Linked DNA regions of Mus musculus: regions 2 and 3 are each linked to region 1. Evidence: chromatin loops called from intact Hi-C (ENCODE). Cell type or tissue: left cerebral cortex. All regions are shown on one strand. Links, peaks and the distances in the headings refer to the core of each region. The heading gives the core; the rest is flanking DNA. Region 1 overlaps Kmt2a (lysine (K)-specific methyltransferase 2A). Region 2 overlaps Ube4a (ubiquitination factor E4A). Region 3 overlaps Ube4a (ubiquitination factor E4A).

What was found. Peaks named below come from ENCODE experiments on the same cell type or tissue, not always from the same donor. Only the 100,000 strongest peaks of a DNase experiment are listed, where the experiment ranks them.
Region 2: it touches region 1 in a loop (4-fold over the local background); 9 of 42 quality-filtered maps call a loop at or near these places.
Region 3: a loop joins it to region 1, with 2.9 times the contacts of the local background. A loop is called at or near these places in 11 of 42 quality-filtered maps.

Annotation. Positions count from the first base shown.
Region 1 is chr9:44,824,861-44,832,860 of GRCm38, forward strand. It overlaps Kmt2a (lysine (K)-specific methyltransferase 2A), which reads right to left. Exons shown (of 36, transcript NM_001357549.2): 16 at 6,364-6,537; 17 at 5,535-5,645; 18 at 5,190-5,263; 19 at 4,218-4,411; 20 at 3,924-4,030; 21 at 1,962-2,099; 22 at 530-688. Among named protein-coding and RNA genes, the nearest start is that of Ttc36, 26 kb to the left of the region's middle. In left cerebral cortex, for the core only: no CTCF peak of the experiment used is centred there; a DNase peak (open chromatin) is centred at 4,279.
Region 2 is chr9:44,924,800-44,935,207 of GRCm38, forward strand. Ube4a (ubiquitination factor E4A) reads right to left here. Exons shown (of 21, transcript NM_001346698.1): 18 at 8,499-8,679; 19 at 7,543-7,690; 20 at 4,863-5,020; 21 at 1-1,176. The coding sequence ends at 1,050. Among named protein-coding and RNA genes, the nearest start is that of Atp5l, 9.3 kb to the left of the region's middle. In left cerebral cortex, for the core only: a CTCF peak has its summit at 5,240 (motif pointing right); no DNase peak of the experiment used is centred there.
Region 3 is chr9:44,947,751-44,958,158 of GRCm38, forward strand. It overlaps Ube4a (ubiquitination factor E4A), which reads right to left. Exons shown (of 21, transcript NM_001346698.1): 4 at 5,192-5,422; 5 at 4,240-4,352; 6 at 3,031-3,183; 7 at 1,983-2,142; 8 at 1,032-1,234; 9 at 276-467. It also overlaps the pseudogene Gm19121. Among named protein-coding and RNA genes, the nearest start is that of Ube4a, 13 kb to the right of the region's middle. In left cerebral cortex, for the core only: no CTCF peak of the experiment used is centred there; no DNase peak of the experiment used is centred there.

The DNA of each region.
Region 1 (8,000 bases), core at 1-8,000:
AAAGAGGAGGAATCTTCAGACCTTCTTGCAAAGCAGAAAGGCTACTAACCGCAAGATTCCAACCACAAGAAACCCCGCAAGTAGAAAACTGCTTGGATGTAGGGTAAAAGTACTTGTAGATATTAGCAACAATAATAATAAAATAAAATTTAAAATCAGTGTTTTTTTAGGGGGAAAGAGAAAAAACAGGCAGAACAAAGAATTCTTAAAAAATGAAAATACTTAAATGGACTACAGTGATGAACACGCAGTATTAAACATTTGTCTGAACCCACAGGATGTAGAACGTCAAAAGTGAACCCTGATATAAAAGCTGACTCTGGGGAAATGCGTATGTGTCCATATTCACGTAGACCATCTATACCGCAAATACACCACTCTAGTGGGAGAGGCTATGTTAGTGTGGAGGCAAGGCCAGTAAATCACTGTGCCTTTTGCTAATTTTACTGTGAACTTAAGTCTGCTCTCAGATAATAGAGCCTGTTATTAATAGCTTCAACAGAAGCAACCAAACAGCTTAGCTTCTCACCTCGCCTTTGATCAAATCCCGATGCCGCTGACAATACACTTTTTTATCATCCAGGAAGACACAGTTCTTGGCCCGGGAACACATGAAATGGTAGTTGCTGGTGCAAGATGTGAGGCAGCAACCCACGGTGGCTCCTGGCTTCTGGCAGAATTCACATCTCTGTGAGGGCAGAAGGAACAGCCCTGTTTAGACTAGCAGGCACTTTGAGACACCTGTCATCTCTCTCTAGACTTGCCCCGTCTCCCTTCTGAGCATCCCGTGCTCACTCTATTGCTAGCCTGCTGAGCTACAGGGAAAGAATACAAACACAACTCGGAAACTAGACAATTTAAACATTACAACTGGATTTAGACTTTGGACTGACTTTTTCCCCACAATGCATAGCTGACTTATTAGACATGAAACTATGAAGAACAATGTCAAAAAACATATCCTTGCTAGAAAGCTGTTAGATCCCAAGGCAACTCATTTTACTAACATTTTACTAGTAAGAAACTAGTTGTCTTAGGGTTACTACTGCTGTGACTAAAGCACCTTGGGGAGGAAAGGGTAATTTCACCCACATTTCCATCTAAACAGTTCATCATCAAAAGCAAGGGCAGGAACTCTAATAGGACAAACCCCGATGCCCATGCCATATAGCCTTGGATGTCCTGAAATTCACTCTGTAGACCAGGCTGGCCTCCGCCTGCCTCTACCTCTTGAGTGCTGAGATTAAAGGTGTGTGCCACCACCTAGCCCAGTCCTCACCTTGCTTTCTTACAAAACCCAGGACCACCAGCCCCAGGATGGCACCACCTACAATGGGCTGGGCCCTCCCCCATCCATCAGTAACTGAGCAAATGCCCTACAGCTGCATCTATCTTATGGAGGCATTTCTCCTCTCAGATGACATAAAGTTAACCAGTTCACAGGTTCTGTAGTATTAGGCGTCACGGCTCACTATGTCATCCCCTAAATCAAGGACTCCATTCAGCAGGCCCTGGCTGTTGCTCTTACTCTCTTAGGCAGTCTGTGCTCTCCTATCTGGTCTTCCCACAACCCACACCTTCTTTGCTTGTGCTACTCTGTCCGTTGGCTACGTTCCTCCTACTGACTCCTCAGAGTCAGTCAAACTCAAGCTCTGAGATGTTTCTCCTACGATACCACTGTGACTGCTCTCGGCTGCTCCCATTACTCTCCATCTTCCCTGACACGTGTGCTCACAGGGTTTATTCTCTGACCTTCAGAGTGCTGATATAACTTGGCCTCGGGGCTAATGTTAAACCGATGCTTTGTTTCCTTCTTCGAAGATCAGACCTACAGCACATACCAATCCTTACCAGCGAGTGCGCTGACAGTGCTGTCAAAGGCCAGTGAGGCTGCGTCAGGCACAGAAAGAGACTAAAAGCACGAGGGGGTTCCCTTCATAAATGTGCACAGTGATTCTTACCAGCTGCTTGCCCCTAATCACAGCCATATGCACATTCTTCAGTGATCCGTCATCATCTTCAAACACTTCTGCTGACCACAAAGCACAGTTCACATGTGTCCACTCATTTTGGCCAATGTACAGCAAACGGCCAGCATCCTAAAGAACATAAAATCAGAGGACTTCATATTAGCTGGACCTCAGACATGATACTGCAAGGAAATAAAAACTTAAATTCTTTAGAGATTAAATCATAATCCACTTTCCACTGTTTCTTCTTTATTCTTTCTCAGTTTCCCCCCATAAACTGGAAATATTTTATAATTCTACTGAAAACAAAAGAACAGTATATGGTAGGTTTACATAAATGCACGCACTACTTTAAAACTGTATTTGAAATTCAATTCTCCCAGACTGTACTAAAAACTTTTCCCCACAATGAGGGTGGGCTGACACAGGGCTTCATGTGGGCAGAAACTCTAATACCTGTCACATCCCTAAAAGATGCATTTTAAGTTCTCAGTGTAAAGCCATTAAATAAAAACTTTACATATATTTTTTTCATTTAACCCTTATAACCACTCTAAGTTAAAAACTATCTCCTTGTGGGAATGGAGACATGGACCAGGGGCTAAGAGCATTTTCTAGCTGGGTAGTAATGGTGCACACCTTTCATCCCAGCACTAAAAAGACAGAGGCAGGCAGAACTCTGAGTTTGAGGCCAGCCTGGTCTTCAGAGTGAGCTCCAGGATATCCAAGGATACACAGAGAAACCCTGTCTCAAATCCCCAGCTTTCCCCCAAGAAAAATCAACTTATGAACCACATATAGTGGCTCACACCTGTAGGGAGGCAGAGGCAGGTGGATCTCTGTGGATTCAAGGCCAGCCTGGACTACAGATCAAATTCCAGGACAGCCAGGGCTACACAGAGGAACCCTGTCTCAAAACCAAAACAAAAAATTGCGTTTCAAGAAAAGGGATCAGCTGGGCACGCCTTTAATCCCAGCACTCGGGAGGCAGAGGCAGGCAGATTTCTGAGTTCGAGGCCAGCCTGGTCTACAAAGTGAGTTCCAGGACAGCCAGGGCTATACAGAAAAACCCTGTCTCGAAAAAAAGAAAAAGAAAAACAACAACAACAACAAAAAACAGAAAGAAAGAGAGAGAGAGAGAGAGAGAGAGAGAGAGAGAGAGAGAGAGAGAGAGAGTGTCATTTTCATTTTAAGGACAGAACTGAGGGCTGCTGAGGTCAAGCTCTTGCTGACGTTATCAGACAAGAATGTACAGCCTGACATCAGGCAGTCTGTCAGAACCAGGGCTATTAACTATTCTACTACTTACATTAAACACAGGCTACAATATATACAACTTATGTTTGATGAAGACTTCATGTATTTTTGAAGATTAGTTATCAGTAACTTCATTTACAGCAAATCACCTTTTGGATCAACTAACCATTTATTCAAACCTCTCTAAGCAGGGGCTGGAGACCTGGCTCAGTAGTTAGGAGCACTTGATGCTGGTAAGGAGCCTGGGCTGGGTTCCAGGGCCCACATGGTGGCTCATGAGCATCCGTGACTCCAGGTCCAGAGGATCCCACGCCCTCTTCCAACCTCCACATTATATACATTATATACATTATATACATTATATACATTATACACATTATACACATACACACACGCAGGGAAAACAGTCACCCACATTTAAAAACCTACAATTAAAAAGAAAATCTCTAAAGCCAAACACAGTGCCAGTTGTCTATATTCCCAGCTACTAAGGGGGCTGAGGCAGGAGGATCAAAAGTTCTTAGCCAGCCTGGGCAACATGGTAAGACCCTGTCTTGAAATGAAAACAAAACCAAAAATGACTCTAGGTGCCACAAACTCAGAAGTAAACTCATCAAAATCATCAAGTCCTGGCACCCCAAGAACACGGTCACGTGACCTCCTTATTAACCAGGACTGCACGTCCCAAGTACTTACATTAGCACTGTCATCGCCGTACATCAGACACAGTGCACACTGTCGGTTGTCATCGATGCCTGGGGGTGGATTCAGCTCTGGACTGTCTTCTCGACTCCGATCAGTACCTTGGGATCCCAAAGATATGTAGTTAAAATTGGCAGTACTATGGTTTTCTAGGGGAGAATTCAGCTTGAGTAGTGTATAAAACAGACACTTACAAAAGGTGTTATGTTATCTGAAATTTTCTGATCAAGTATATTAAATTTAGATCCACTAAGCCAGCCATTTGCATCTAGATATGTTCTGACTTACTCAAGATCGGGGGTGTAGGCGGGTGGAGCGGCGTGGGCGAGTCTGGCTCTCCGGGTCCTTTGGGTTTGGGAGCTGGAATGATTTTCTTCATTAGAGGAGGCTGCTCAGTGTGGCTGCTCTCCTCTCGCTCCTGCCACTGAGCATAATTATGGTCAAGTGAAGGCGGAAGCACTGCGTTTGGTAACATCCCACTGCTGGAAACAATCGAGTCAGTAAGTACTTACTGAGTGCCTATGAGCCCAAGCCATGCAACAGTCGCTCCTGCCAGCAGCAGGTCTCGAACCCGCCCATGTCCACACCACTCACAGAATGGAAGAACTAGTCAGAGAATCTGAAAACTGCCTAACTCTACCTAACATCTTAAAAACTTCAATCCTGTCTGGGACAGGCTCTCACAATGTAGCCCAGGCTGGCCCTGAATTCCTCATCCTGCTTTAGTCTTCCACCTGCAGGGAGTACAGGCGAGTACTAGCACGAGTGAGCTAAGCAACAGTCTTAACATGTGACTCTTATAGCTGGGGATGGATCTCAGTGGCAGAATCCATGGGGTCTGGGTTCACTCCCCAGTACTTCCTCCAGTCAGGGAAAGACTACACGCATAACTTTTAATTAAACATCCAGAAACAATGACTAACTCTACAAATAAAAAATCAAAATAGGTTACTGGAATAAAAATTCAAGGGTACGAATCGAGAATCAAAAGCAGGAGGAGGCAGAGGCTGCAGTAAGTAACCCAGAACCTGATTACGCGATGGCCACGATGACATTGTTCTAGCACATGCTGCCCATATGCCACATGTCAAACTAGGATTTCAACAAGATAACAAACACAAAAAAGTCCCAGGCTATGCCAAACACAAATGTTATTTGTCATTTTCAAACCAGCACTAAACAGGCATTTCAGCTGGTTGATTTTAATATTAAAATCTACAAATTCGAGGTGGCCGCTTCTCACTGACCAATCTCACTTACTTGTTTGATACTTTATTTGGCTCCCAAAATCTAGACTTTTTGACACTGAACCACGGAAAAACTCGCTCCATTTGCTACAAGAAAACAAAGAGAGAATGCAAATGAGAAGGTTCACGTAGAAACCAAATAAACAACTACACACCAGGGTCTATTCTCAGGCCAAGGCAAAGACCCACTTATGCTGGTAACCTTACCAACTTCCCAGCCTCCTCCCAAAGAACTAGAGAAAAGAAATAAAGCCAAGAAGCTCTCAACACAGTGTAAAGCAAGTCAGAGAAAAGAAGGAATTCACAGGACAGTTACACACAGTGATCATTAAAAGCAGGAACTATTTATCTCATTCACCCGAATGAAGAAAGACTTGACCATGCTGTTGGCTTTTTTTATCTCTGGCTGCCCTCCATCTGAGTTAATGGCTGCCTGAATGATCTTCACAATATCATCGCTGAACTCCAACTGTATACAAAAATAAAACATCAATAATTCATAGCATAGTACTACGTTCTCAAAGCCACCTCTGCTCCCCACATCATGACCCAGCACAGGAGCCCAACAGGAAACCCACAACCTATTCTAACACAGCCTAATTACTCTCTGAGGCCTTGAGGGTTCAGTTCACAATTAACTCGAGCCAATCAAGAGTTGCCAGGCTAATAAGGCAAGAGTGCAAAGAGACTGGCTCTGTCATGGCAAGTGCCCAACACTAGCTCAAAGGTTTTATATCTGTACTCAAATGAAGAACTAACTCAATAGTAAGTAAGGATGACACAGCAAATGAGTCCTCCCTATGCATCCTTAAAATCAAAGACTTCATGGTAACTATCTACAAATGAATAAAGGGAGACACAATATTCAGATCTAAGCTTAAAGGGGAGGCATATTAACTTCACGTTAGCATTTTCCGTAAGTAGTTTGGAGCTTCCTCGTAACATAAAAATAATTTAAGTAACTCAGACGGAAGCCAACTAAAATAATTATTTTAGATACCACCATATCAACACCTTTCTGAAACATACAACTGAAATAACTCCCCTTCTGGGGATCCTGAAGCTACATGACACCTCTAAATACAGTATGAATCATTCTGAAATTTACTTATACCCAGCTGTACTTCTAAAGAGCCAAGGAAGCTGAAACAAAACACTCGACAATTAGTCACGTGCTCCAGACATACCACAGATACGTAGCTGCCCTGGTCCATTCTCTTCTTGACCCCTTCGAGGTCTAACGGCTGCTGTTCATCCTGCTTGCTGACCTCAGTAAGAACAGGAGGGTCTGGCCCCTCTGGGGAGCTTCGGGAAGGTATGCTTTCCTCAGTCTCAGGGTTTAAGTCTGGAGGCTTGGCAGCCTGTTGCCAGGAAAGAGGGATTCTGTCATCACACACCAAGAAAGAGGCACCTGTGCACATTCTATTGAGACTAGTAAGATGGCTCTAGGCACAACACAGAACATGAAAATGCCAGAGAGTTCTTAAACAGGAGTTAAAGATGGACCTATTTTCTTTTCTTTTTTTTTTTTTTTGGTTTTTCGAGACAGGGTTTCTCTGTATAGTCTTGGCTCTCCTGGATCTCACTTTGTAGACCAGGCTGGCCTCGAACTCAGAAATCCGCCTGTCTCTGCCTCCCAAGTGCTGGGATTAAACGTGCGCCACCACGCCCGGCTGGATCTATTTTCTAACAGCTTGTCTAGGTAAACTCTCTTATGAGTTGTGCTCAGTCATCTGTAAAGGTGGAATAAAAACAGGCCAAAACTCTGTCAAATCCTGTCAACAGACAGCCGAAAATTTTCCTACACCCAAATTAGGAATTTAGTGGCTAGAGAGATGGCTCAGTGGGTAACAGTATGCCATCAACACACACACACACACACACACACACACACACACACACACACACACACACACACGTGATAAGAAAGTCGGAGCTTGCCAGGTGGTGGTGGCGCACACCTTTAATCCTAGCACTTGGGAAGCAGAGGCAGGTGGATTTCTGAGTTCGAGGCCAGCCTGGTCTACAAAGTGAGTTCCAGGACAGCCAGGTCTATACAGAGAAACCCTGTCTTGTAAAACAAAACCAAAAACAAAAAGTCGGAGCTTTATACTGAAAGATAAAGCAGCACAGAGCTCTGTGCTAGGATGACACACTTGCTCTTCCAGCGGGACTGCTTATGTCGCCAATGACCACTTTATAAATTTCTACAAGACAACAGAAGTTTTCATGCTGCTTGTCTTCGCTGCCCTCGGGCTCAAGCCTCCTCAGCCCTTGCTGGAGAGGCATAGTAAGGTTTTTTTCTAAAAGGCCACCAAGATCAGGGTGCTCTCTTGAAGAAGCCCTTCACTGAATCCCCCTCCATATTGGCACATGAAGCTCAAACTTCCCTTTAGTCTTTCCTTTTGAGATGGGAAATCACTATGTAAACCTCAAACTCACAGCCAGAGTCCTGTCTCTGCTGCCCAAGAGCTGGAATGACAAGCGTATTCCCGCACACCCAGACCAAACACCTTTTGGCTTGGTGCCCAGGAATGTTGGCTAGGGTATAGATCCTCTGGAACTGAAGTTACAGACTGCTGTGAGCTGAGAATCAAACCTGGGTCCTCTGTAAAAGCAGGAAATGTTCTTAACCACTGAGCAATCCACTCCAACCCCAAGGTCCTACTCTTAGCTCTAAAGAATGTCCTAACGCTCTGACGAAGAGAAGAAACTCTAGGAAGTAAATGAAGAGTGAAGCAAAGGTGAACAAGCAACAGAAGCACCTCGCTTCATGCCGAGGTGAAGCCACCGAGCACCCTGCACAGACAGACCCTCTGCCCAC
Region 2 (10,408 bases), core at 1,282-9,281, 100 kb after region 1:
AAGTGAGAAAACACTGCCACCAACTACATAAATCTTACCTGGGAAGACACGATATAACGTGGCACTCAAGTGAGACTAATAAAAAAAGGACACAGTATCTGTGTTTAACACATATACACTGAGATATACTGTTTTAAGTGTCCTAAAATGACATTTTCATGTAGATAGAATATTTATTGCCTATTTTACCTAGGCCTAGACCTTGGAGCACAAAAGAGAAAGGGGCCCAATAGCTTCTCATTTATCCTTTTACTGCAAGTTCCACACATTACTGTCACTCACTGAAAGATTGTGCAGCTATGTTTTTGGTGGTGAGATCCTCATAGGAGTGTTTGTTGTGATCGTATCTTTAAGTGACAAGATAATACAAAAGTTGTATAAGATTCCCTCATCTCCACCAGCCAAAAAAATCTATACACACACTAAGGTATTTGCATTTATCTGGAAAGTTACTCTGTAATATTACAGAGCTATATTAAGGCCAGATGCTTAAGTCCAGACCTTATGGGCTAGTAAATACACAGGACAGTAGGATTTTTGGATGTTATTACTGTCATTGAAGTAGCTGACATCATAGACTTAAAAGCAGTGCTCACTAAAAAAAATGTCTGAACAGTACTTGGGAAGGGAAAGAAAAAAATGGCAGGACATTTTTGTTGTTGGACTTAATATAATTTAGGATAGAAAAGGAAACAAGGAGAATAGGAAAACCGAGGCTAAAATTAGTGATGATTTATAAAGATGCTGTGAGGAAGAGAATTTTCTATAAGCCAGGGAAAGAACAAGGTCTTAAGAATCATAATTATCATAATTTGCACAAGAACAATTTTCTAATTTAAACAACAAAGAATGAAATAAACCAAAATAAAAAACAAAAACAAACAAAAAAACCCAACCTAACCCAAACCAAACCCCAACAAAACAAATCAAAACAAATCAGAAAAGAAAAAGAAGAGGCTCAGAGCCAGGGGGTGGGGGGCAGGAAGAGAGCGAGCGAGCGAGCACAAGCACCAGCTCACGCCCGGGCGTGCATGTGCAGTTCACAGTATTTATTCAGGCTGCTCCTTTTGTTGCTTCCTTTCTGCGAGCCACCGTTGGATTTTTTCTTTCAGTTCTGTGTTGGGCCGGATCTGGTCCATGGTAAGGGGACTACGGTTAAAAGGATCTGTTTGGTCACTAGGACAAGAAAAGAATGAAAAGTGAGTTACTTCTGAAAGTTCTAAGACCCTAGGGCCAAGCAGAGCATCTGAACATCCCACATGCGCTGTGACCCAAGACATGATGCACTATAACTGAGTCCAAAACTGACTCCTGGGTTAGGAAGAAGGAAATGAAAAGGGTGCGATTTGAGTCTTCTTCAGTTTCTCTGTCTCTACCTCATAATAAACCTTATTCAACTGCATTCAGGTTTTTGTTTTATTTCTGTTGTCTTTTTTTTTTTTTTTCAGTGTTTACACAATGTTTCTCTGGGTAGCCTTGGCTGTCCTGGAACTCACTCTTTAGACCAAGCTGGCTTCGAACTCAAGAGATCCACCTGCTTCTGCCTCCCAAGTGCTGAGACTAAAGGCGTGCGCCACCACCTCCCGGCTGTCATTCAGATATTGATCCTAGTGGTTTTGCAAGCTGGAGGTGGTGGTGGTGGTGGTGGTAATGGCTCAGTCATAAGTGCATTGAATGCTCTTGATAACCTGGATTCAATTTCTAGTACCTATATGGAGTTTCATAACCATCTGTAATTTTAGTTACAGGGGAGTCAATGTCTTTTTCTGACCTCTGTGAGCACTAGGCACACTCATGGTACACCTACATACATACAGACAAAACACATGTATAAGTAAAATAAGTAAATGTTATCTTTGTTAACAGCCTTTAGATTTCTCTAAATCAGAAATTCTAGACACTTGTGTTATCACAAATCATTTGTAGGGGTTTCCCCCTTTTTGAAATGGGATTTTGTTATATTGCCCAAGTTGGCTTCAAATTCCTAGGCACCAATAACCTCCCCATGTAAATCTCCCATACAGTTGAGAAAAGGCCTTGTAACAGACATTTGATTAAAGTAGCTGACTGCTATGTAAGTAAATGCAGATTATGGTTCGATGCCGAGAGTACAGATCAGTAGCACAGTGCTGGCTCAGCATGCACAAGGTCTGATTCCAAGCACTACAAAAAAAACAAAGCTGGGACCAGCAATATGGCTCAATGTGTAATGATGTTTGCTGGCAAGGCTGAAGATCCAAGTTTGATCTCCAGGACCCACAAAGTTGGAGAACTTACTCCTGCAAGTTGCCTTACCTCTACACTTTCGAGTACACATGTGTTCATGTGTATACACACACACACCCCAAACAAATGAACACATAAATAACTGAATGTAATTTAAAAATTGTGGCAAAACCAACAAAGAAAGACTCAAGACTGCCTGAGATATAGCTCAGAGTGCAGAGGAATTTTAATACAGCAGCAGGGCTGCTCTGGCAAGAGATCATAAAACCTTCTAGGCCTCTGTCATCTAACTGGGAAACAGATACTCCTTTAATCCGAGGAGACTGAGGCATGCAGATCTCCGAACTTGGTCAGTCAGTTGGGAGTCAGTGCAGTGCGGTGCAGTGCAGTGGAACTGAGTTTGTTCATGAATTCATGTAGTTCAGTGCAGGTGAGCAGAGGCAGCTGAAGTCAGAGAGTAAGAATGAGCCAGAGTATTAGAGCATAATGCCCAAGTAAGTATAAGGCCAAGCAGAGCAATTCAGTGAGAAGCTGAGAGAAGCCAGATTGAATCAGTCAGCTTGGAGAGGACTTTGAGCCTGAACAGCTGAGTTGAGCCAGCCAGCCAGAGATCAGAAAGAGCTAGAAAAGGTGAGCTTTTTTTTCCCCTGCAGTAAGCCTTGGAGATGACAATTTCATTAGGTGAATAAAAGATATTTTACAGTAGCGTGCTTGTCTAGCATGCACATAGCCCTAAGTTGTGCCCCCCAGTACCACATAAGCCAGGGATGGTGATACATGTCTGTGATTTTAGCGCTTAGGAGGGGGAGATAGCATGATCAAAAGCCGAGTCTTCCTCAGCTATAGAGTAAGCTTAAGCCTGGGCTACACGAAACCCTGATTCCAAAACAAAACAAGATCACGATATCCTCAAAGACTGTCTAAGGTCTGAGATCACTAAGCTTCTCACTGACATTTCAGCACAATAGCATAGTGAAAGTGTAAGAGGGCTGGTGAGATGGCTCAGCGGTTAAGAGCGCCGACTGCTCTTCCAAAGGTCCTGAGTTCAAATCCCAGCAACCACATGGTGGCTCACAACCATCTGTAACAAAATCTGATGCCCTCTTCTGGAGTGTCTGAATGTACTTACATATAATAAATAAATAAAATATTAAAAAAAAAAAAGAAAGTGTAGGAATACCAATTGAAACAGAAAATTCATTTAATGTCAAAAAATTCCTTAAATGTCAGTCAACTTACGTATATTTTAAATAGGCACCATGTCTCTCAGCACCCTTCTCTTTCTCTTTAAGAGAGGTAAAGGGTGAGTCAGGCCATGGTGGATTTGCCTATAATCCTAGTACTTTCTTGTTGCAGGAGGAGCAGGACTTCAAGGTCACTTCAGCTACCAAGTGAATTTGAAGACAGCCTGGGCTACATGACGTCCTGTCTTTAAAAAACTGGGGCCGAGCAGTGGTGGCGCACGCCTTTAATCCCAGCACTTGGGAGGTAGAGGTAGGCGGATTTCTGAGTTTGAGGCCAGCCTGGTCTACAGAGTGAGTGCCAGGACAGCCAGGGCTACACAGAGAAACCCTGTCTTGAAAAATCAAGAAAAACAAACAAACAAACAAACAAACAAAAACAAACCCCACAAAAACAAATCGCCAAAACCCCAAAACTGGGGGCAGGGTAGCTAGCTGGGTGCAGTGTTGTTTAACTGTAGGCCTAAGTTTTTTAGGAATGTGAAGCAGTAAGATTGCTTGAGCGGAGTTTGAGGCCAGCCTGTGTAACAGCATGATCCTATTGTAAAGATAAGTAAGTAACAAAGTTGGGTCAGCAGTTGGGAGGACATGTGTGCTCTTGTAGGGGACCTGGGTTTGGTTCCTAATACCCACAAGGTGACACAACCATCTATAATTCCAGTTGCAGGGGATTCCATATCTTCTTCAGACATCTGCAGACACTAAGTATGCATGTGCGGCTCAAAAACATTAAGAAACAAACAGTTGGCTGTAGGGGGCTGCAAGCATGAAACTCCTGTTAGCAGCGTCCCTTCTTCAGGCTGCAGAATACTCTTCTAAAGTGAAAGGAAGGCTGCTTGGGCGCTGACTAGCTTTCACTTACCTTTGCCTTCCTGCCTTTTCTCTGGACATCTGAAGGATGACTGTCCAAACAGCATTCAGCTTGGTGAGTTTATGTTACACAAACTACCTCCCAAAAAATAGAAATATAGTAACTGAAGGGAGTGTAAAGTCTGTTATTTTTACAATTAAAATAATTTCAGGTCAGAGCATATTTCATGTTGAGATATTTCATAATGTGGATAAAATTATTTTCTTCTATTTTTTGAGACAGGGTCTCACTATGTAGCTCTGGCTGCTTACAACTTGCTATGTAAACCATGATAGCTTCAAAGTTATGGCAATCTTCCTGCCTCTGTCCTCAAGTGCAATTCCAAGCTCCTGTCACCATGCTTGGCTAAGATTACTCAAGGAGGGAAGAGGTAAGAGCTATTCCCTTAATCTTTAAAGTTATAAACAGGTGATATCAAAATGCTCCACCAATGAGTCTACCGTATGGGGTACCCACTGTGCAGAGTGCAGACATAGGAAGCTAACACAGATGTAGTTCTGAGGCGGCTCTGTGAGTGGGCATACCTGAGTAAATGCCTAGCAATGGTGGATCTGTCCACAGTGACTCTGGAAGATGGAAGCACCACAGGGTCAGACATCAGTGTGCTCATGATGGGATCCAGGAACTCATCACAGGCGTCTGCATATGTCTCCTCCTCTTGTTGTTGGAGGTCTGCAAGAGACTGAGGCAACCATAGCTGGTCTCTAAAGTGAGCTCACCTTGCAGCTCTCAGACTGCTTAGTAACTACTACACCTTAATCTTGGTCATCAGTAACCGTCCCAGTGAGGCAGATCATTTTGTCTTTTTTCCTTTCTTTCTTTTAAAAAGGTCTATTATATGTAAGCACACTGTAGTTGTCCTCAGACACACCAGAAGAGGGCGTCAAATCTCGTCACAGATGGTTGTGAGCCACCATGTGGTTTCTGGGACTTGAACTTGGGACCTTTGGAAGAGCAGTCAGTGCTCTTAACCGATGAGCCATCTCTCCAGCCCCTCTTTTTTCCTTTCTTTTCTTTTTTTTGGTTTTTCGAGACAGGATTTTTCTGTGTAACCCTAGCTGTCCTGGAACTCACTCTGTAGACCAGGCTGGCCTCGAACTCAGAAATCCGCCTGCCTCTGTCTCCCAAGTGCTGGGATTAAAGGCATGGCCACCACTGCCCGGCCACTTTGTCTTTTCAAAGACAAGCCCATGATCACGTTGTAGAGCTCAGCTGCTGGGCATCATGGCTGAAGGGAATGTCTTTAAGCATTCTGGTGTGACTGCTGGCATTTGAAAGGGGAAAGGGTGGGAGGGCTGTTAGTCGAATAATCACATAGCCTGTGCTGCAAGCAGTTTCTGATAAATACAAGCAGGTTATACATTTAAAAGGCTCTGACATCTGACTCTGGTATACTTCCTTACAGCTTAATCTGGCTAAGCTGTAGGCCAACCATAAGCTCAGCTCAATAAAAAACAAAAAACAAACTCAGCCTGGCAGTGGTGGCACATACCAGCACTTGGGAGTCAGAGGCAGGCAGATCTCTGTGGTCAAGGCCAGCCTGGTCTACAGAGTGAGTCTAGGACAGCCAAGGCTACTCAGAAAATCCTGTAAGAAGAAACTCACTGAAGAACAACTGACACCTGTAAAAAAGGTATTGACTGATCTTTTTCTTTTCTTTTTTTTGTTTTGTTTTTGGAGCTGTTTTTTTTTTGTGTGTAGCTCTGGCTGACCTGGAACTCAAAAGATCTTCCTGCCTCTGCATTCCAAGGGCTGGGAGTAAAGGTGTGAGCCACTACTGCCCAGCCTGGAAGGTTTTTTTATTAGACGTCTGTGCCGTGTATTTTTTCTTTCCACCACTCCTAATGGAGTTTTTCCATTGTCCAACTGGAGGGATTAGCTGAGCACAACAGAGTATTTTAATCTCTAAAATACATTCAGTATAAACCAACCATCAGTAGAAATGTAAGGAACAGAGAAAAGCCATAGGAACCAGTGTCTGCAAGCTACTCATCATTGCTCAGTTTTTACTGATTTTGAGTTAGGAACTCATTATGTTGCCCACACTAGTCTTGAACTTGGAATCCTCTTCCCTCAGCTGGGTGAGTGCTAGGTTATGGCCGTGTACCACCAAGCCTTGCCCTTCCTCCTGAATTTTATTCCATAAAGTTCTTTTGCATTTACACTAGGTTTTCAAATCTTTCATAACACTGGGACATAAAAGTTAATCTAAAGAAAGCCTTCACAAGGAAGGAGTTACAGAAACAAAGTTTGGAGCTGAGACGAAAGGATGGACCACCTAGAGACTGCCATACCTGGGGATCCATCCCATAATCAGACTCCAAACGCTGACACCACTGCATACACCAGCAAGATTTTGCTGAAAGGACCCTGATATAGCTGTCTCTTGTGAGGCTATGCCGGGGCCTGGCAAACACAGAAGTGGATGCTCACAGTCAGCTATTGGATGGAACACAGGGCCCCCAATGGAGGAGCTAGAGAAAGTACCCAAGGAGCTAAAGGGGTTTGCAACCCTATAGGTGGAACAACAACATGAACTAACCAGTGACCCCGGAGCTTGTGTCTCTAGCTGCATATGTATCAGAAGATGGCCATCATTGGGAAGAGAGGCCCCTTGGTCTTGCAAACTTTATATGCCTCAGTATGGGGGAACACCAGGGCCAAGAAGTGGGAGTGGGTGGGTAGGGGAGTGGGGGGGGAGGGTCTGGGGGACTTTTGAGATAGCATTTGAAATGTAAATGAAGAAAATACCAAATTAAAAAAAATAAATTAAAAAAAAAAGAAAGCCTTCACAAATACACATTCTTTTCACCTGGTATAAACATCTTCGATTATTCTTCCTGGGCAGGGGTAACATTTAGTAAGACGGCGGCTCTAGTCATTGACTGACCAAGAGGAAGTGTCTGTTTCTAATGCCTCTAGGCAGTACCCCTTGCTCCTGGAAATGGGGCAGAAGCAGCAGAGTTGAAGTGACTCTGTGGCGTTTCTTTTTTTTTCTTTTCTTTTTTTTTTTGAGACAGGGTTTCTCTGTGTAGCCCTGGCTGACCTGGAACTCACTCTGTAGACCAGGCTGGCCTCGAACTCAGAAATCCACCTGCCTCTGCCTCCCAAGTGCTGGGATTAAAGGCGTGTGCCACCACTGCTCCGCGTCTCTGTGGCGTTTTTTACTGAATATCTGAGAAAACAAGCTGTCCTCTTCCTCACCTTGATTCTCTCTGCCAAGTTACTGAAAGCCACGATCATATTCCCGGGCTTATTGATTTTCTTCAGGACACGGACTGTCTGTGCAAAGAGAGTCGGAGAATAGGAACGTCCGTCTTTGGGCACAGTGGCACAGAAGTTCTCCTCATCCCTGAAAGGTCAGTGTTAGAAAGAAACTGAGCATCAGACCACAGTCAATGTGCAGATAGCAGATGGGCTACAGACAACCATCCCAGCACTTCCAAGCCACCAGTGCGCTTGTGAACTATGTGTATCTCTCTGTGCGGTGTGTGTGTGTGTATATGCACATGCATAAGTATGTCTGTATATGTGTGAAGGACAGAGATCAACGCTGGGTGTTTTCCTCAGTTACTCTCAAGACTGTGTTTGAGACATGGTCTCTCACTGATCCTAGAATTCATCAGTTTTGTGAGGTTGAATGTCCAGTATACTTCAGGAATCTTACTGGTTTTTGCTGTCCCAATACTGGGATTATTGTCCATGCTACCACATGTAGCTTTTTAGGTGGGTTCTAGGGATCTGAACTCAGACAGACACTCATGTCTGTGTGGCAAGCATTTTACTAACTGAGCCATCTCCCTGGCTTGACATTTAATTTCCTTTCTTTCTTTGGCTAGCATTAAACTCAGAGATCCATATGCCTTTGGCTCCCATCTAATTTTCTGTACTATAAAGTATTCCATAGCCATAAAATATTTTCACAAACAGTAGTATAACCAGTAATATTTATCTTTGCACAGATCAAGGCAGAATGTTGGAAATACTGAGCAATGTCCAATGGGCCAGATAAAATCTATTTAGTACTGTGGAGGAGTCTTTCATCTATCAGCTAGAAATGAGCCTGCCTTCCCCCACTATTTTCACACAAGACCTAACCAGTCATTCTGCTATCAAAATACTAGCATCCCTATGGCTTTCTCAACACCAATCTCAAATACCCAAGATTTAAGTAGATAGTGCAGATGTCTGATACGAGCTGCTGAGGTTTGAAGTCAAATTCGCTGAAGTCCTTGACTTTGAGGGCACCCATCTTGGGGCCCACCAGGTGCTGCAGGAAGTAGTTGAGCATGGAGATGATGCGCTCGGCCAGGAACGGATGCACAAACAGCGACTTGATCTCTGGAAGAAAGCCACAGTCTTAAAGCTCAATGCAGCTCTAATTTTCTCCTTACATCTCATTTTATTGGAGACCTTTGAGGATTTTTAATTACATAATGCATTTTCAATAAAAAAAATTCGGGGTGGGTGGGTATGGGGGACTTTTGGTATAGCATTGGAAATGTAAATGAGCTAAATACCTAATAAAAAATGGAAAAAAAGAAAAAATTCAGACAAGCAAAAACCAAAAAACAAATAAATGAAAGGAAAGAAAAGTTACTACCAGCTGGGTGGTGGTGGTGCACATCTTTAATTCCAGCATTTGGAGGCAGAGGCAGGCGGATTTCTGAGTTCGAGGCCAGCCTGGTCTACAGAGTGAGTTCCTGGACAGCCAGGGCTACACAGAGAAACCCTGTCTCGAAAAACAAACAAACAAACAAACAAACAAACAAACAAACGAAAAGCTACTAACCCAGTCACAGACACTGTTAAAATATTTAAAAACTACATTATTGTGTGCACCTACATGTGTTACAGCAAGTGTATGTGGGTCAGAGGACAACTTACGGGAGTCAATTCTCTCCTGTCACCATGTGGGTCTCAGGGATCAAACCTAGGTTGCCAGACTTGGTGGCAAAGGCCTTTACCCACAAGTCCCACATTTGACTTGGACTTAAGACTTCGTTTTCATTTTCTTATCCTTCCCTACTTTCTATCTCATTTTTTTTTCTGTTCCACTTCAATGAGAGTGTTCCTTGAGTTTATTTTTTTAACCCTTTCACTAAATATTTAAAGTTTTAAAGTCACATTTTCAATATTTAAAATGTCTTCTGTCCTTTGTGGCTTTTGCTCTTGGTTTGTGGCCACCTTATCTTCTCTGATTTCCCTGAACTGAAAAAGTTTTTAAAAAGCTTTAAAAGTCAATTTCTGCATTTCTCATTAGATGATTTCTTTTCACACGTGCTCTCTGGCTGCTCTAGCACACTAAATGTATTCACTGAATGCAAATTATTTATCCTCCTCCCTCCCTCATCTGTCATTATCTGCCACACGCTGGAACTATGTAGCTCAGGCTAGCCTGGGACTCAGAGTTCTCTGTCTTCATTTCCCAAGAGGATATCATACCATGCTTGGATTTATGTTTTTATAGCATGCGTGCATGTGTGCGCACAAACACACATATACAAAAACACAGAGTTAATGGCTAACTGGTCTTTACAGAGTTTTTTTGGGTAGTAGGGATTGTACTCAGGGTTTTTTGTTTGTTTGTTTTTTGGTTTTTTGAGACAGGGTTTCTCTGTGTAGCTCTGGCTGTCCTGGAACTCACTCTGTAGACCAGGCTGGTCTCGAACTTAGAAATCCGCCTGCCTCTGCCTCCTGAGTGCTGGGATTAAAGGCGTGCACCACCACCGCCGGGCTGTACTCAGGGTTTTGTATATGCTCTGTATGTGCTCTATCACTAATCTATACTCCCAGCTCCTTCAGGAAACCAGCTTATATTTTTTGGCATGTCAATAATGAACACCATCATTTTTTTGAAGTTTCTCTGATTTGTTTTGGTCTCAGATGTGGAAATTACAATCACCAGAGTCCAATTTTCTTTTGGACAGGGTCTTATGCATCCTAAGGTGTCCTGGACCTTTCTCTGTAGATGAGGATGTCCTGGATCTCCCTGCCTCAGTCTCCAGAGTGCTGGCATTCCTGGTGTGGGCCACCATGCAGGCTTTCATGCAGGTGAGGCAAGCACTCT
Region 3 (10,408 bases), core at 1,062-9,061, 120 kb after region 1:
TTATTTTTGAGACCCTCTCTCCTATAGTGTAGGTTTGCCTAGTACTGGCTATGTAGCTCAGGATGACCCCCTGACTCTTACTTCTTAAGTGCTAGGATGACAAGCATGTGCCACCCCACACCCTCAATCAGGGGGCAATTTTGTTATGTTCTTATGACAAACGCCAGCCAGACTAATTAGCTTTCCTAGGCAGGATGAAGCAGCCTTATCCCTACATGGCTCCTTGGTCATCTCAAAGCAGGGGCTGTGGCAGACACCCTGGGAGGCGGTTCCACCTGATGGATGTTGGCCTCCTGTACTTTGATCTCCTGAGGACTGGAACGGGATGGATTCAGGAAGAAGCCATGGTTCTCTACCACACCCGGAGTCTTTAACAAGCACGAGATATTCAGGATGACTCCCAGCAAGGTCTTCTGATACATCTGCCCATTGCTGGGATCCTTGGGCTGAATGTATTCTAAAAACACCTGCAGGAGGAAAATCCTATTTACTCAACTGTATGATGACAGAAAGGCGATAAGATGCAGGGGTCTCAAAGAATTTAGTCTTATACAATCCCCACCCCCTTTAAAGGCCAGGTTTTGTAGAATCCAGGCTGGCCTCAAACTACAGAAAACTTTTAAACATTTATTTATTTATCTACTCCTTTAGTGTGTGTGTGTGTGTGTGTGTGTGTGTGTGTGTGTGTGTATGTGTATACGTACACCATGAGTGTAGTGTGGAGGTCAGAAGACAACTTGTATGTAGGGGTTGGTCCTCTCCTTCCACCACATGGGTTCTGGGGATCAAATTTAGCTCTTCAGACTTTATGGCCTTTACCCACTGGACCAGCTCACCAGCCCTGGCCTAATGGCATCAACTTCCCTGTGTAGCTGAGGATAACACTGATCTGCCACTTCCCAAATGCTAGGATTCTAGGCGTGTAATACCACACTTGGCTTTCTATAGGCAATGTTCTAGTGCCCTCAGGACAGGAAGCATCAACTTATTAAAATGCCAGCACCAAGAGAATACAATGCTTTGAGACCTACCTTGGCCATATCCTTCTGCCTAGTGAAATAGAGAAGAATGTCCAGATATGCATACAGGAGGATCTGGCAGAGTTCCAGATCTTTTATTCGGCTGAGTAAAATATCAAACACTGGAATCATGACTTCAGGAAATGTTCGAACCTCCTCATCCAACAGCAAGGCTTCAATGACCTCTTCTAAAAATTCAGTTACATCTTCAAAATCTAATAGTAGACAGACGAGAAAAGAAGGAGGCTGTGACAGATTTTATGCATTTACACTTTCATGCTATCTGTCTGTCTGTCTGTCTGTCTGTCTGTCTGTCTGTCTCTGCTGTGATGCAGCGACTGAACTGAAGACTTGCTCAGCTCAATGCTAGGCAATGTTCCACTACTGCTGACCAGCGAACTAGATACCCACTTCCCAACAATGGTTCTTTGAGATTTATTTACTTTTTTGTGTTGTTTTGTTTTTGTTTTTCGAGACAGGGTTTCTCTGTGTAGCCCTGGCTGTCCTGGAACTCACTCTGTAGACCAGGCTGGCCTCGAACTCAGAAATCTGCCTGCCTCTGCCTCCCAAGATTTATTTACTTTTATTTTATGTGGATGGGTGCTTTGCCTGCATGCATGTACCAAGTGCAGGCAGTGCCTTTGGGGCCAGAAGAGTGCAGTGGATCCCCTGGAACTGAAGTTACATGCAGCTGTGAGCCTTCATGTAGGTGATGAGAACTGAACTAGGGTCCTCTGGAAGGGCAGCTAAAAGTGCTCTTAACTGCTGGGTCGTCTCTCCAGCCCTCTATGGTATCTTTGAGAATTCTGCTAGTATTGAGGCTTAAAGATCAAGGTGTAAGCTTCCCTCCTTAACTTCTGTCAGAATCATAGTGACTCTGAGACCCTCTAACGCCCGCCATTAGAGGAGTTTTAAATTGGTATTCTAAATTCAGATAGTCAAAGACCTTGCTTCTATACTCACGGGCTCCCTGAATAGCTTCCAACATCAAATCTACCAGTTGCTCATGGATGTTTTGGTCAACATAGATCTCTGGGGTGAGGAGAACTGTTCGAGTGTTGGACACAGTGAGGTTTCTGCACTGCACTGCAAAGGGGAGTAGGTTTTCTGGAACTTTGGTAATCTGCAACGAAGAGAGAAAAGCATATAGCTTTTATAACATGGAGCAAGGGTAGGTACAGTACACAGGATAGAAAAACAACATATCCCAAACCGTATTGGTTTCTTTTCTTTTGTTTTTTCCAGACAGGGTCTGTCTGTATAGTCCTGGCTGTCCTGGAACTCATTCTATAGACCAGGCTGGCCTCAAACTCAGAGATCTGCCTGCCTCTGCCTCCTGAGTGCTGGGATAAAATGTGTGTGCCGCCACCACTTGGCAGTATTGATTTCTTGGGGACTGAAAATTCCTGACAGATTTGTAGTTTGGCTTTCAGGCTCACATGCTAAACTTCTAATCCTGAAGCCCAATTAAGTATCTCCACCTCATGGGAAATGTTAGAAGATTTGGAATTTGTTTGGTTCCTGTTGTTTTATTTTGGTCTCACTACAAAGTGTAGGCTGGCCTGGAACTCACTGTGTAAATATGTAGACCAGGCTAGCTCTGAACTTGTAGCAATCATTTGTCTGTGCCTCATGAGTAGCAATCCTCATGATTCACAGACATGTGCTACCACACAGCTGAGAGATTTACAGACATGTGCTACTACATCAGCTGACCTGATGTTTGGTTTTCTTTTTTGTTGTTGTGGTTGATTTTTTTTTTTTTTTTTCCTTTTTTAAAGGTGTGATTTCTAGAGAAGTTTGTATAGAGAACAGGAGACATTAGTTAGATGCAAAGAGAGATGGACCCCATGCCACAAAAAGGAGACTAAGACTTTTGGCAACCTAATAGTGCCAGATATACCATAAAATACACATTATGGCATGAAAGACACTGAGCCAACTCTCTCTCTCTCACACATGCTAACATCACTTAAGATAATTTAAAATCCCATGGGGCTTATTCATTTACCTCTTCCTTGGCTCTCTGGAAGCAGGAGTAAAGGTAACAGAAGATGTGCCTCTCTCCTGCATCACGATCAGCAGAGAGATTTAAAGTTGTGGAGGAAGTCATGCTGATCAAGTGGTTTCCTGGATCTTGAAGCAATAATCGAGCAAAGATGGCCTATTAAGAAAAATAAACAAAATGCTCACAAGGTAAATCCTAGAGCACTAAGATATAAGAAGTCTGATACATGCCTTGGCAAGAATCAGATGTAGTTTGGAATGGGGTGGGGGGAATCTTATTCAGGAATGTTAGAAACTAATTATATCCATTGTTACTGTAATTAAGACTCCAGTGTCTGGGATAGTCACAGCAGAGTAGGCACCAAACAGTTCCATGCTGAATGGTGTGAAGCATGGGTGAGAAACCTACATGTAAAATCTACGCTGCCATGTGCCTGCTGGACACAAAGACACTTGAAGTGTAAAAGTGAAATGCCAAGTGATCTGTCTTTCCTCTCGATATTTTAAAACCTTTATTATTTTTAATTAAACACCCAGTCTGATTATTGTGGGCTCTGATACCCTAGGAAACACTTGTACTTGACAGATGTTGTCTTCTGTAGTTGATCTTCTGAGGACTGGAATGAGGCCAGAGGACATGGAGTGTCCTGCTCTGTCACTCTCGGCCTCATGCCCCTGAACTCTGATTAACCCTGGAGCTCACTATTTCCCATCCGGGCTGGATGATCAGCAAGTCTGCAGAGACACTCTGCTCCCTCCTCCCGCTCCCTGCTAGCACTGAGATTGTTGTCCCATGTGGTACCATTAGCTTCAGTGGGTGATGGGCATCCTAACTTGTGCACCATCTCCCAGACCAGTTTTGGGTTTTTGAAAGTATGTAAAAAAGAGGTGGGCCTTGTCTTAGGAACTTAAGACTCTAACAGGAGTAATAAGACAGGTTCATTAAAAAGCCACAAGAGACAGTGACAGTTCCCATAATAAAATGTAGATGATAAGGAACTCAGAGGAGGGGATGACAGCTCTTTTCTGGAAACTCCGATGACATCTTAACTGGTTCTTAAACAATGGGTGAATCTGGATGTGTGGCCAGGGTGGATAGGAAGAGTTCAAAAGGCAATGCCACAGACAATGGAGAGACAGAGGCAAAGTCTCTCAGGAGAATGAACAGGATTCAGCATGGCTGTTCTGCTGAGGGCACATTATCAGGAGGTACCTGCTCAACATTGCTCATATCAAGCCAGTCTTGATCTTCCAGCTCTACTGCCATTTCTTCCAAGTACACACAACGGCTGGGGATGCCATTCCCGCTTTTCAAGCTTGGATCACCTGTGAAAGTTTCCATCTGACAGGTTATGGACAATGCTCCTGTTCTCATGACACTGGTTTTGTCTTTATGTTGCCTAGCTTGGTAGTCAACACTTAGGCTCAAGTGGTCCCTTCTGCCTCTGCCTCCCCAGTCCTGGAGACTAAAGGCAAATACTGCTGTGCTCAGCTTTCAACAACTGTTCTTGATAGTAAGTCTCTTGAATTCAGAAATAATCACAGTGATCTTGATGCACAAAGTAGTTACAAAGCATAAACTGTGCGGATTCTCAGTAGGACAGTTAGGAAAAAATTCCAGACACCAGCATTAAGTTTAGGGTTGAATTACAGATAGGGCACAGAGGTAAAACCCTTTTGACCCTTTCAGCATCCATCCAAGAGGAAAACGGGTTTAGCTACTCTTTCTCCTCCTCTTTTAAGGAAGAACAGACATCAACATGGCAGCAGAAATTCCATCTACTGAAATACTGTTTTTAAGAAATTAAAGCCTTACTAAGGTAAACCCTGTGTTTTGGGGATACAGGAGTGGGTTTAACCATTAGATATAGAAGTTTTCTGTTTTCTTTTTTTTTTTTTTTTGTAAAGAATTATTTTATGCATATGAATACACTGTGGATATCTTCAGACATACCCAAAGAGGGAATCAGATCCCATTGCGATGGTTGTGAGCCATGATGTGGTTGCTGGGAATTGATCTTATGACCTCTGGAAGAGCAGTCAGTGCTTTTAAGCATTGAGCCATCTCTCCAGCCTGACATAGCAGTTTTCTAAGAACCAAAGTAGTCCCTAGCCCAAGCCAAGAGGGAAGAATAGATACTGAATGGTGTAAGCCTGCAACTCACTGTTGTCCAGGGTGATGAGGAAGATCCTCTGGATCATGTGATTGATGTTGAGTTGCTCACACATTTCTTGGTGTGTCCGGAAGGAGCGGCTAATCTCAGATACAGAGTAGTCAAACTCATCCAGGCTCTCTGACACACTATTATCCGAGTCATCTGGGCTTGCTGGGAGCTCATCTGCTGGAACATGTAAGCTGTTACACAACGCTTCTTCCTCAGAACCAAATACACTACCTAGAATGAATCACAAGAAGGACAATTGTAGATGTGAAACAAATTATTCATCTCATTAGTGAGCAACTCAAGCCAGGCAAGTGTATTCTAGGATTTGGAAATCCTGGCTGTAAATCTTGCCTTCTATACAGTACACTTTATCACTTTGACTTGCAATTGTACCCCTCCCTGGCAAAATTAGCAGCATTACCTAACCCCAAATCTTAGAGAAAAGAGTTACCAAGTAGATCAAATGACTCTAACTATTTTAAGTGTATGGCCTTTCCCTAAAGAATACGTTTGTTTTGTTAACTTGGCACTCAGGGATGTATCCTGTAGAAGGGCTCCCTGAACCAGTTCCCTACAGATAACTGCTTAGTTCTGCAGTGTTCCACACTCCTGTGCTCATATTCATTACCATTGCTTTTTATCAAAAACCCCGTTGTGCTTCTCAGCTGCCCCTCCCTCTCTGACACTTATTTTGTGCGTGGGCAGTACATGTTAGTATACTTGTGGCGGTCAGATGACACACAAGCCTGTAGCAGCCAACTTTTTCCTTCCATATGAGTCCTGGGACTTTTACTCAGGCACCTTTACCTGTTGAGCCACCTCCTCAGGAGTATTTTTTTTCCTAAGATGCATTTTTTAAATGATGTGTGCGTATGCATTCTGTGTATGGAGATCTACATGCTGAGCCATTGTCCATCTTTTTAATGACAGATCAGTACCATAGTCAAGACATTTCCCCTATATTTTTGTATGTGCATGGATGCTTATGTGCTATGACATGCATTTGATGACTCAGGTCATCAGGACTGGAAGCCATGTCTTCACCACTGACATATCTTACCATCCCTCAACTAGCTTTAAAGATGTACTGGTTTATTTTTATGTACATGGTGTTGTGTCTACATGTATGGACACTGAAGAGGGCATCAGTCCCACAGGACTACAGTTATAGATCATTGTGAGACACCATGTAGGTGCTGGGAATTGAACCCAGGACTTCTGGAAGAGCAGCCAGTACTCTTAGCCACAGGATCATCTCTTTAGCCTCTCAACTAGCTTTAGTTTTAACTTATCAACACCAACAATTTTTCCTGTAAGTAATTCAGAGACCTTCTTCATTCTGTTTATTAGATCTTTGTGTGTTTTGTATTCTTTGAAACAGGGGCTCCTAAACCGGGCGAGGTGGCTTACGCCTTTAATCCCAGCACTCGGGAGGCAGAGGCAGGTGGATTTCTGAGTTCGAGGTCAGCCTGGTCTACAGAGTGAGTTTCAGGATAGCCAGGGCTATACAGAGAAACCCTGCCTCCAAAAACCAAACAACAACAACAAAAGAAACATGGGCTCCTGTTTTTTTCAAACTCCCCATAAGGTTGATCTAATCTTTCTAACCCTCGTCTCTACCACCAAGTTACTAGAATCAAAGGGATGCACTCCACACCTGTTTTTATGTGGGTTTGTGCTTGCTAGGCAAGAACTCCACCAACTGAACTGTATTTCCGGCCCTATTTTTTGTTTTTCAGAAAGTGTCTCATATTGCCCAGGCCAGCCTGAAACTAACTATGTGGGTAAGGAAGGCCTGAACTTCTTATCCTCCTGCTTGAGTCTCCTGAGGAGCTGAGAGTCCAGGCCTGTACTAGCAGGCCCACCCGCCTTATCCCTTTTAATAGTTACATTGTCATGCATTTCTTGCCTTTATTACGACTTATGTAGCCACTTAAACTCCCTGTTCATTCATCAGATGAACATGAGAACTGTTCCAGGGTTTCATGATCTTAAGTAATGCAGTACTGAGTGTAATCTAATTGTTTTTGTTCAATTAGCTGAGCATTTTGTAAGACAAATTCATGAAGTAGAACTACTGGCTCAAAGAGCCTGAGAGCTTCTGGGTGGATGAGATCACTTAGAGGATAAAGGTGTTTGCTGCCAAGCTTGGTGCCTGGAGTTCAGTCCTTGGAACCCACACGGTAGAAGGAGAGAACTGAACAGGCAAGTTATGCTCTGACTTACACACACACACACACACACACACACACACACACACACACACACACACACACTGAATGTAATTTAAACATTTTAAAAGAGCTTAAGTATTTTGAAAGTTAACATAAGTTATTCTCAGAGAGACTGCTTTTATCTACACTTAGCTGTATGAGAAAATGCCCCTCTTATTAATAAAATTTGATATAATTACAGAGGCAGAGCTGGGCAGTGGTGGTGCACGCTTTTAATCCCAGCACTCGGGAGGCAGAGGCGGGCAGATTTCTGAGTTTGAGGCCAGCCTGGTCTACAGAGTGAGTTACAGGACAGCCAGGGTGACACAGTGAAACCCTGTCTCGAAAAACCAAAAAGAAAAAAAAAAAAAGAAAAAAAGAATTCCAGAGGCAGTATGGGAATAGAGGAGTCTATACTGAAAGGAGGGCACTCATGGAGGAGAGGCCTAACCACAGGAAGGTTAAAAAAAAAAGTAAAGGGAAGCATTTGAGCATTACTACCCTTCACTAAGGAGAAAGCTGACTGTAGAATGAACTCCAAGTGACAGAACTCCAAGTGTTCAGGAGAGAATTACAATTGTCTATTCTCACAGTTCATTTTCTGCCATAGCCCATAATGCTCTCTCTCTTCCATGCCAAGACTCCAAACAATCTTCACAGACTATTCCCTCTTCGAATTTGCTGACATCAGCTCTATGCTTACAAACGAAGCTTCTGTGTCTCTTGGTGACATAAAGCACACCATTTGTGTTTCTTACACTAGTAAGGAAAACACTGAACTATAAGCAGCACTAAATCCTAGAGTGTCCGTCACTCCTAACGCTTTAGATCCTACTGACCCAGGACCTCTTAGGAGGTGCAGCAGTGCAATAACTATTGGCTGTCATCAGCAGATTCATTTACAGAAAAGGGATCGAACTGCTCAGTGGTATGGTACCTGAATTCTGCCAGAAATGCCTCCAGTTAACTTGTTTAGTTGGAGAAGGACCAAAGATTAATGTTTAGAAGTATGGGAAAGATACAGTGTGTAGCTTTTGGGAGCTTTAGAACACAAGGATATCAGAAATGTCTTAATTCAGGGACATGCTTTTCTTAACACCTTCCTGTCTGAAGCCTTCTGCACGGTGATCCTGGAAGCCACCAGCTGTGGTCTACAAGTTGTTAGCATCCAGAGAACCTTTCTATTTTATGTGAATCTTCAGTAAAGTCTTTGTGTGAAGGGCTAGAAAAAGCTATTTTCCAAGTGAAGTCGGGGACATTGCCAGCTCCCGAAAACATTCATAATGCAGTAAAGGTGCTTTCCATCTGGCAGGACGTGGCCGAGGGAACTGAGGTGTTCGAGAGGATGGTGGATGCTGCCGATGCACAGGAGGCTGAACCAGCTCACCTCACTGTGGTCCAGTTACAGGCTAGTTTTGCTTTATAGGCTGTGCCCATCTATCTCTTCCTCATGATCCTGAGATGGGTGACTCCTGATTCTGTCACTGATGTAGCAATAGGTGCCACTGGGCCAAAGGGAGTCTGGACGCACGGATGTCCTCTTGATACAAAAGATGAGATTGATAAGGTATCTGAAAGCAGGTTGAAGTGAGCCAGGACTGTAAACGTTAGACAGTTCTATTCATATAGTTGACAATAATCCTGTTCTCTTTTGGGGCTTCCAGGCTAACTTGTTAAGTTATGGTACCTCTGTAGCAATCACGGCTTCATCTGAGGAGAGCTAAACAGTCACACAATTCCTGAGCGTGGAAGCGCCTTATACTGCTTTAGACTTTAGGGAGGAGTTTGACCACTGGGGTGTGAATGTTTCAGACTACTGAAACCCTTCCAGGGGAGGCGTTTTAACATTACATTTTGGAAGCCTTGGGTTGCTGTTGGTCACTCTTAACATTATACCAGCAATCTGACATCCACCAGGCACTTACAAGCTTTCTTTAAGGAGGTATAGTTACATGAACTACTTTAAGTCAAGTTCTTGGTTCATGTACCTTAACTGGATCCTGAAATCATACTCTCACTCATGGGTCCACTCAGTAAGCATACCAACCAATCTGAGTAAACTGCCAGCATGTTTTGAGCATCTTCTGTTTGAAATGTTGCACTGGGTGATGCCTGCCACTAATGCTAGTTACTGTAAAGTGCCCCAAATGTTCAAACTACTTAATCTGAGAAAAAACGCCCTGGTCACATGCTCCAAGTACCGCTCGAATCCTGCTACGTGCATTTTCCTAGGTGGACAGTTCATCATCATGTGCATATGAAGAGATTTTGCTTTTTAAGTTCTAGGGGCTGGTACTACTGTTGATGCAGGTGTAGGCAAACCTCCATTTAAAAAACAATTACGGATTATTGTTGTGATGTATGGCATGTAGGGTAGAGCAATGTTTTCTGTGTCCTGATCTTGATCGTTACCTCTAGCGCACATGGAAACACACTGTTCCACCCTGCTACTTATAATTATTTGAAGGTGAAGTGACCATTGAGTAGTTTTTAGAAAGACTGTATTGCTTTTGATGTTATAGTTATACACATAAACTGGGGCTGTTAAAACATGTTTATGACAAAAAATAAAGATGAGAATGACATTTTAAACAAACAAACAAAAATCTAATTTTTTAAAAAATTACTTTTATTTAGAGAGTGTATGTGTGGTTGCATGCTTGCTACTGAGCACACACAAAGTCAGAGGACAACTTGTTGGAGTCTTTTCTGTCTTTCCACCACGGGGGGTCCCAGGGACTGAACTCAGGACCTCAGGCTTGGGCCTTTAGCTACTGAACCATCTCACCAGCCCCTAACCATAGATTTAATGGGCACTTTTCTATAGACTAGTAAGACTGAAACTTTCATCATTTGATATTTAAGTTGGTCATTACATTTGTCTTCCAGCCCCTCCTTCCTTATCAACTGAATTCCTTTAGTGTTTTATAGAACACCTCAAAGACTGCCTCTCAGGAGGGCACTTGCAAGAATGCTCTGATAAAGCCGGGCGTGGTGGCACAAG